Linked DNA regions of Homo sapiens: region 1 is linked to region 2. The links are chromatin contacts, found by Hi-C or POLR2A ChIA-PET in ENCODE. All regions are on one chromosome and are shown on one strand. The core of a region is the stretch at or near the end of the contact, and the rest is flanking DNA. Distances in the headings are between cores, read along the strand shown.

Evidence for each region. A loop is a pair of places that touch in the nucleus more often than their neighbours do. ChIA-PET counts read pairs that join two places held with the same protein, here RNA polymerase II (POLR2A). Pooled maps may share reads with other maps.
Region 1: a pooled map shows a loop between it and region 2 (2.8-fold over the local background). The contact joins two enhancer-like sites. A Hi-C loop is called at or near these places in 6 of 50 pooled maps. POLR2A ChIA-PET finds 5 or more read pairs at or near these places in 4 of 52 experiments (HepG2, MCF 10A, activated CD4-positive, alpha-beta T cell and 1 more).

The regions. Positions count from the first base shown.
Region 1 is chr1:154,438,245-154,442,009 of GRCh38, forward strand. All of the region lies in intron 6 of IL6R (interleukin 6 receptor), which reads left to right. Among named protein-coding and RNA genes, the nearest start is that of IL6R-AS1, 34 kb to the left of the region's middle. Within about 2 kb of position 1,512, at least 6 of the 41 ENCODE cell types and tissues checked have a DNase peak (open chromatin) inside an H3K27ac peak, as active enhancers do.
Region 2 is chr1:154,197,924-154,201,363 of GRCh38, forward strand. CFAP141 (cilia and flagella associated protein 141) reads right to left here. Exons shown (of 4, transcript NM_001010979.3): 3 at 2,536-2,665; 4 at 1,162-1,605. The coding sequence ends at 1,504. Among named protein-coding and RNA genes, the nearest start is that of MIR190B, 5.9 kb to the left of the region's middle. Within about 2 kb of position 1,293, at least 6 of the 41 ENCODE cell types and tissues checked have a DNase peak (open chromatin) inside an H3K27ac peak, as active enhancers do.

The DNA of each region.
Region 1 (3,765 bases), core at 262-2,761, 240 kb after region 2:
TATCTATCAACACCCTGCTATGAAAGGTTAGGATTTAGCAGATCTAGAATGCAAGAATCTCCCTGACCACAACCCAGAGAGTGGTCAGCCAGCCTCTGCTTAAATGCTTCCAGAGACAGAGAGCTTACTACCCCTTGCAGCAATCTGTTTTATTGTTCCCAGTGTTTTTGTTGTAGAATGGCTTCATGGCTCACTTTGGGGTCAAATGTTTCTAGCCCTGTGGCGTAGTTGAACCAAATTAATCATTCTTAAATACTTGGCAGTTAGGAAAAAAAAAAGAATAAGATACCCATTTATTTGAGTAAGTATGGATAAAAAGGAAAAGGTAGAATTGACATCAGTCCCATCCCGACCCCTGCCACTTTCTCCCAGCCCTGGCCCCAGGGAGAGAAGGCTTTTATCTATGGGCTGCACATTCTTCCCCCAGATTGGATGGTGTGGGGTGATGGCTCTTCCTCCTGGCTGGCTTTGTACTGTGGGGTCCTTGTCCCTTGTCTTTCCTGTCCTGGGGAGAGCCAGAGGAGTATGCTGGGGCTTAGGGTGTAATCCTAGTTGGATGCAATAATATGAAGTGCCGGCTTCCATCTTTGTTGGCACTTTCCTTGTTCATCAAGGACAGGAGGCAGCTTTCTATTGGGCCCTCTCCTCAAAAGCTTTTTTCCTGCTCAGACCTGGACAAGGAGTGGGGCCTAACTACTATATCTTACTTAGGGAGACCATTTTAATAAATCAGTGCATCCTTCAGGGTAGATCGTATTGACCTGTCCATGGTTTTCTTTGATTTGTGTATACTTTGAGCCAAACACACTCATTTATCTGAATGCTGAGCATCAGTATGGCTTTGGGGGCCTTTTTAAGGGGGGAAAAATCAGCTCTAACATCGTGCAGAGGAATAGGAATTCCAAATATAGGCTGATCCCTATTTTACCTTTTATTCCAACCACTTAGTTCAGATAGTCACAAGCAGCTTAAAGCTTGTGACAAGCAGCTTAAAAGCAATCTTGCTTTTTTATAAAGTTTCTTCTAAAAATTTTCAAATTGTAAAATGTACATAAGATTTACCATTTATATTATTATTATTATTTTTTGAGACGGAGTCTCGCTCTGTCGCCCAGGCTAGAGTGCAGTGGCGTGATCTCAGCTCAATGCAACCTCTGCCTCCCGGGTTCAAGCAATTCTCCTATCTCAGCCTCCCGAGTAGCTGGGACTACAGGCACCTGCCACCATGACTGGCTAATTTTTATATTTTTAGTGGAGATGGGGTTTCACCATATTGGTCAGGCTGGTCTTGAACCCCTGACCTCAGGTGATTCACCCACCTCAGCCTCCCAAAGTGCTGGGATTACAGGCGTGAGCCACCGCGCCCTGCCCATTTATATTATTTTTAAGTGCACAGCTCTGTGGCATTAAGTATTGTTGTGCAACCATCACCACTTTACTTCTCCAGGACTTTTTTCATCTTGTAAAACTGAAACTCAGAATCTGTTAAACAGTAACTTTCCTTTCACCCACTCCTTCCCCCAGCTCGTGGCAACCACCAGTCTACTTGCTTTTTCTGTGAGTTTGACTACTCTAGTACTTCATTTGCTTGCTTGCTTGCTTGCATGCCTGCCTACCTGCCTGCCTGCCTTCCTTTGTCTCTTTCTGTCTCTCTCTTTTTCTCTTTTTTTTTGAGACGGAGTCTCACTCTGTCACCCACCCAGGCTGGAGTGCACTGTCGTGACCTTGGCTCACTGCAACCTCTGCCTCCCGGGTTCAAGCAATTCTCCAGCCTTAGCCTCCTGAGTAGCTGAGATTACAGGCGCCTGCCACCATGCCTGGCTAATTTTTGTATTTTTTGTAGAGACAAGGTTTCACCATGTTGCCCAGGCTGCACTCTAGGTACTTCAAATAAGTGGAATCAGAGAGTATTTGTCCTTTGGTGACTGACTTATTTCACTTAGCATAATGTCCTCAAGGTTTATTCATGTGGTATAACATGTGTCAGACTTTCCTCCCTTTTTAAGGCTGAATAATATTCCATTGTGTAGAGATACCACATTGTGTTGATTCATTCATTTGTCAGGGGACACTGGGTTTGCTTCCCCATTTTGGTTGTGCATAATGCTGCTATGAACACGGGTGTAAAATATCTGTTTAGATTCCTGCTTTCAGTTCTTTTGTGTATATACTCAGAATTATAATTGTGGCATTATATGGTAATTCTATTTTTAAATTTTCATGGAAATGCCATGCCGTTTTCCACAGTGGCTGCACCATTTTACACTTACACCAGAGTGTATAAGGGTTCCAGTTTCTCCACATCCTTGCCAACATTTGTTATTTTTCATTTTGCTGCAATAGTCCTCCTTATGGATGTGAAGTGTTATCTCACTGTGGTTTTGATTTGCATTTCCCTAATGATTAATGTCTTTTTTTTTTTTTTTTTGAGACAGAGTCTCACCCTGTCACCCAGTCTGGAGTGCAGTGGGGCGATCTTGGCTCACTGTAACCTCCACCTCCTGGGGTTCAAGTGATTCTCGTGCCTCAGCCTCCCGAGTAGTTGAGATTGGCATGCACCACCACACCCAGCTAATTTTTGTATTTTTAGCAGAGACGGGGCTTTGCCATGTTGGCGAGGCTGCTCTTGAACTCCTGACCTCAAGTGATCTGCCCATCTATGCCTCCCAAAGTACTGGGATTACAGGCGTGAGCCACCACACCCAGGCTGAGGATCTTTTCATGTGCTTCTTGGCCATTCATATATCTTTGGAGAAATATCTATTCAAATAGAAAGTTCTTTCTTATGTGAACCTAACTCTGGCCTCACTGGCCCTTGCTCTGTTCTCAGGGATAACCAATGACAAATTTCCTAGTCTGCTCTCTCTGAATTCTTTTGGAGTTCCCAGACCTGCATCTGCTTGGGCTCCTCTTCCCAGGCTGTTACATGAGATGGTCTGTGAATTCTTCACCTTTCTGGCCCCCTTCCCCTGAATCTGGTCTCATTTGTGGATGTCCCTCTTTAAGTTGCTGACACTCTCCTTCTATTGGAAGATGGTGTGGTGGGGGCTGTCTGGCCAGCACTGGGTACGGTCTCCACTTTCCAGCCTCAGGTGGATGTGCTTCTTTGGCATAGACACAGCTTCTGTGGGAGCTCAGATAGAACAGTCGGTTTCTTCTCATGTAAGGAGCGGAAGACTTTGAGCCCTCCACCCTATGCATGTGTGGTTTGAGGCAGGGGAAGTCTTCAAAACCCAGTTGTGAATATATCCAAGAAAGAAACCTGCTGCTCCCCTCTCTGCTGAGGGAAGAGCAAGAGGAACTTGGATGATTTTGACGCAAGAGGGGGATTCAGGTTGGAAATTGGCGGGCAGTTCTGAAAAATAAGGGGAAGGTTAGAGCACTAGGTGAGGTGTGTGTTATGGACCACGGTTATTTGGCTGTTAGGGACGCATCAGTGTACTAAACACTGTATCACCGTGTGGGGTGAGCTTACCCACCCCAAGGACCTTCAGCTCTCAAGGCCCAGACAGACAGGATGCACCTGCCTCCCAGACTAGGTGTGGGAGTGGTGGCCTTTGGGAGACACAGAGGTCCTGGGAAGCACCTGGGAGTCAGGTTGTATGACACTGGTAAAGTTAGTTCAGCTCTCAGAGCCTCAGTCTTGTCATCGGTAAAGTAGAGATGATAGCACCAATCTTGTTCCTTTCAGAGAGTTTTTGTGAGTCTGATGAAAAAATATTCTTTAGAAATGCTAAAGCATACTGCATTTGTAAGGGGATCAGC
Region 2 (3,440 bases), core at 43-2,542:
GTGTAGGGGCAGAGGAAGAAGCTCTGACAGCTAGAAGAAAAATGGGGGATTCAGTAGGAGACTGAAGGATGGAGACAGACTTGGTTGGAGGGAAGGGTATGAGTTTTGCAGTGGAGACAAAGGCACATAGAGTTGAGGTCAGGAAAATATCATGTGGACAGGATGAGTGACCAGTGAGGATGCCAACGGCAAGGTGAGAGCACAGGACAAAGTAATGTATAATGGCATTTACATCAGGGAGCGATGGTGTGTTCAGGGAGTGTATTCAGGGACTCATGGTGTATTCCTACAGCTGTCACTGGCTGTGAAATGGGGGTCTCTCTGGCTTGGGATGTCATTCACATGTAAAGTGGACCCTTTTTATTTTTGAGACGGAGTCTTGCTGTCACCCAGGCTAGAGTTCAATGACATGATCTCAGCTCACTGCAATCTCCGCCTCCTGGGTTCAAGCAATTCTCCTGCCTCAGCCTCCTGAGTAGCTGGGATTACAAGTGCCTGCCACCATGCCAGGCTAATTTTTTGTATTTTTAGTAGAGATGGGGTTTCACCATTTTGGCCATGGTTGGCCAGGCTGGTCTTGAACTCCTGACCTCAGGTGATCCACCTGTCTCAGCCTCCCAAAGTGCTGGGATTACAGGTGTGAGCCACCTCACCCAGCCTGTAAAGTGAACCCTTGTAAGTAAAGTTGTCTATGGCCTTCATATGATGCACATGGTCAATCAGTACTTTTCAGTATTTTTCAGAATTTTGAGTGCCTTTATTTTGACTGCTCTTTCCAGCCCCCTACAAATCCCACCACTCCTTATTTCCTTACAACTGTAACATTACCTGCCTGACCCCTGGAGACATTTAAGTTTGGAATCCTCTCTCTTGGCATAGGTGGGAATTCAGGCCCAGTGGAAAGAGACTTGTCCAAAGTTTCACAATAACTAGCTGACTCAAAACCCAAAATGCAGGCCTCCTCACTCAAGCACTACGGTGTCTGTAGATTAATAGCCACATTCAGAACAATTTGTCCAAATATAAATAAAAGATAAGTGAAAGTGATATCTGAGAGATGGCAAGTGAAATCCAGGAGGTTAAGATTACAGTAGCTGAAAAATAAGCACTTTTGAAACAAATCAAGATTTAGACATGAAAGAATGAGCCCAGTGGTCTAAGTTTGAGCCTTTAGGAAGTAAATTTATTTGTTATACCAAATCAGGATTCTCAACTCTCATTGTCCACCCCTCCCCACCCCTGCCCCCTTACATCAACATAGTAAATCCCACTATGACCACAAGGCGTCACTCTTGTTGTTACTGTTGTTTCATAGATTGTTTCCCAAATAGCGGCAAAGGATTAACGAGAGAGTGGAGAAGTGAGAGTGGAAGTGCTGTCTTAAGTCCCTGACAGATAGCAAGATCCAGGTATGTTTTGGGAAGGAGGTTCAAGGTGGTAGAGGTTCTAGAAGGCTAGGTTAGCAGGCATGTTGAGAATGGAAGAGCAGTGTTTTGGATGCCATCAGAATCTCTCTACATAAAAAGCTTTGCCCATCTGATTTAGTTCCTGCTGGTACTGCTGATGCTCCTTTTCAAACAGCTGGTGCAGGGCAGCTTGACGGACCTGGTGGAGAGGGCAGAATAGAGTGTGTTGTTTGCCTCTGTTTACCACCCTTTCTTATTCTTTCTTCCTAGTTGTTTTCCCATTATTTGTGTTCTCTTGGAGCTGGACTTAGCTGTGACATAAAGCTGGGTGGTAGCAGAGAGGCTGAACCAGCAGAGGGAAGCCTATCCAATTTTTTTCTCCACAGGCAAAGCCCTATGTTCAGCAAATATTTGCTGAGAACAGACCATGAAACAGGAACTCTACTAAGTAACTGGGATACAAAGATGGTTACATGGCACCAAGTGGGGACCCCGGGAGAGAGAGAGGTACCGAGAGGCAAGTGATACGCACTAAGAGGCAGTTTTTTTTGTTTTTTGTTTTTTTGAGACCAAGTCTTACGTTGTAGCCCAGGCTGGAGTGCAGTGGCACAATTTCAGCTCACTGCAACCTCTGCCCTCGTTTCAAGTGATTCTCGTGCCTCGGCCTCCCAAGTAGCTGGGATTATAGGCAAGTGCCACCATGCCCGGCCAATTTTTGTGTTTTTAGTAGAGAGGTGGTTTTGGCATGTTGGTCAAGCTGGTCTTGAACTCCTGGGCTCAAGCGATCTGCCCGTCTTGGCCCCCCAAAGTGCTGGGATTACAGGCCTGAGCCACCACACCCGATCTAAGAGGCAGTTTTGAGTCTCACCAAGATGAAAGGAGCAGGAACTAGAGTATACTTTGGGACTTTAACATGTGCCTGCCGCCTGTAAGGTGGATGCAAAGAATCACTTAATGAAAAAGAGTTTTGGCAATGGAGTTAGAGTTGTGTTGCTCTGGTGTAATGCTGAAAACCTAGAGGCAAACAAGATAAATGTGCAATGACACACACTAAGAGCTTGGAAAACTCAATGGGCAAAGGCACACAGCAGTAGTGAATGAGACTTCAGGTTGCCCTGCTAGAACTCACCATTAGTAGTTGCTTTTTGGCCAGTGCCAATTCCTGTACCATGGTGTCCTGCATCCTTAGGGTGGCATACGGGTTTCTTCTCTGGCCCAATGCCATTTGCCACAGACAGTGAGTATGTGAATTTCGCCACCTGCTCCAGGTACAGAGGTGGGGGTTGAATGGGTGGGTTAGAGTTAGGAGTAGAGACAAAAAACCCATAGAGTGAGGCTGTTTCTTTTTTCTTTTTCTTTTCTTTTTTTTTGAGACAGAGTTTCACTCTTGTTGCCCAGGCTGGTGTACAGTGGTGCAATCTTGGCTCACTGCAACCTCTGCCTCCCAGGTTCAAGTGATTCTCCTGCCTTAGCTTCCCAAGTAGCTGGGATTACAGGTGCCTGGCACCATGCCCAGCTAATTTTTTGTATTTTTAGTAGAGATAGGGTTTCACCATATTGGTCAGGCTGGTCTCGAACTCCTGACCTCAGGTGATCCACCTGCCTCGGCTTCCCAGAGTGCTGGGATTATAGGTGTGAGCCACCACGCCTGGCCCAAGACTGTTTCTTCACCTGGAACCTCTGCCCCACTGTTAGAAGACTGTAAAATCCTTAAAAGGGTAATTTAGAACCTAGTATGTATTAAGTACATAATATCATTTAATCATTACAGTAACTATGTGGCATAGGTGTTATTTTATTTATTTATTTATTTATTTTGAGACAGAGTTTTGCTCTTGTTGCCCAGGCTAGAGTGCAATGGTGTGATCTCGGCTCACTGCAACCTCCACTTCCCGGGTTCAAGTGATTCTCCTGCCTCAGCCTCTTGAGTAGCTGGGATTACAGGCATGCGCCACCGCGCCTGGCCCATAGGCATTAATTTTTACATGATACAGGTAAGGAAACTAAAAGTTGTGAGATGCCCAAGGTCACTTA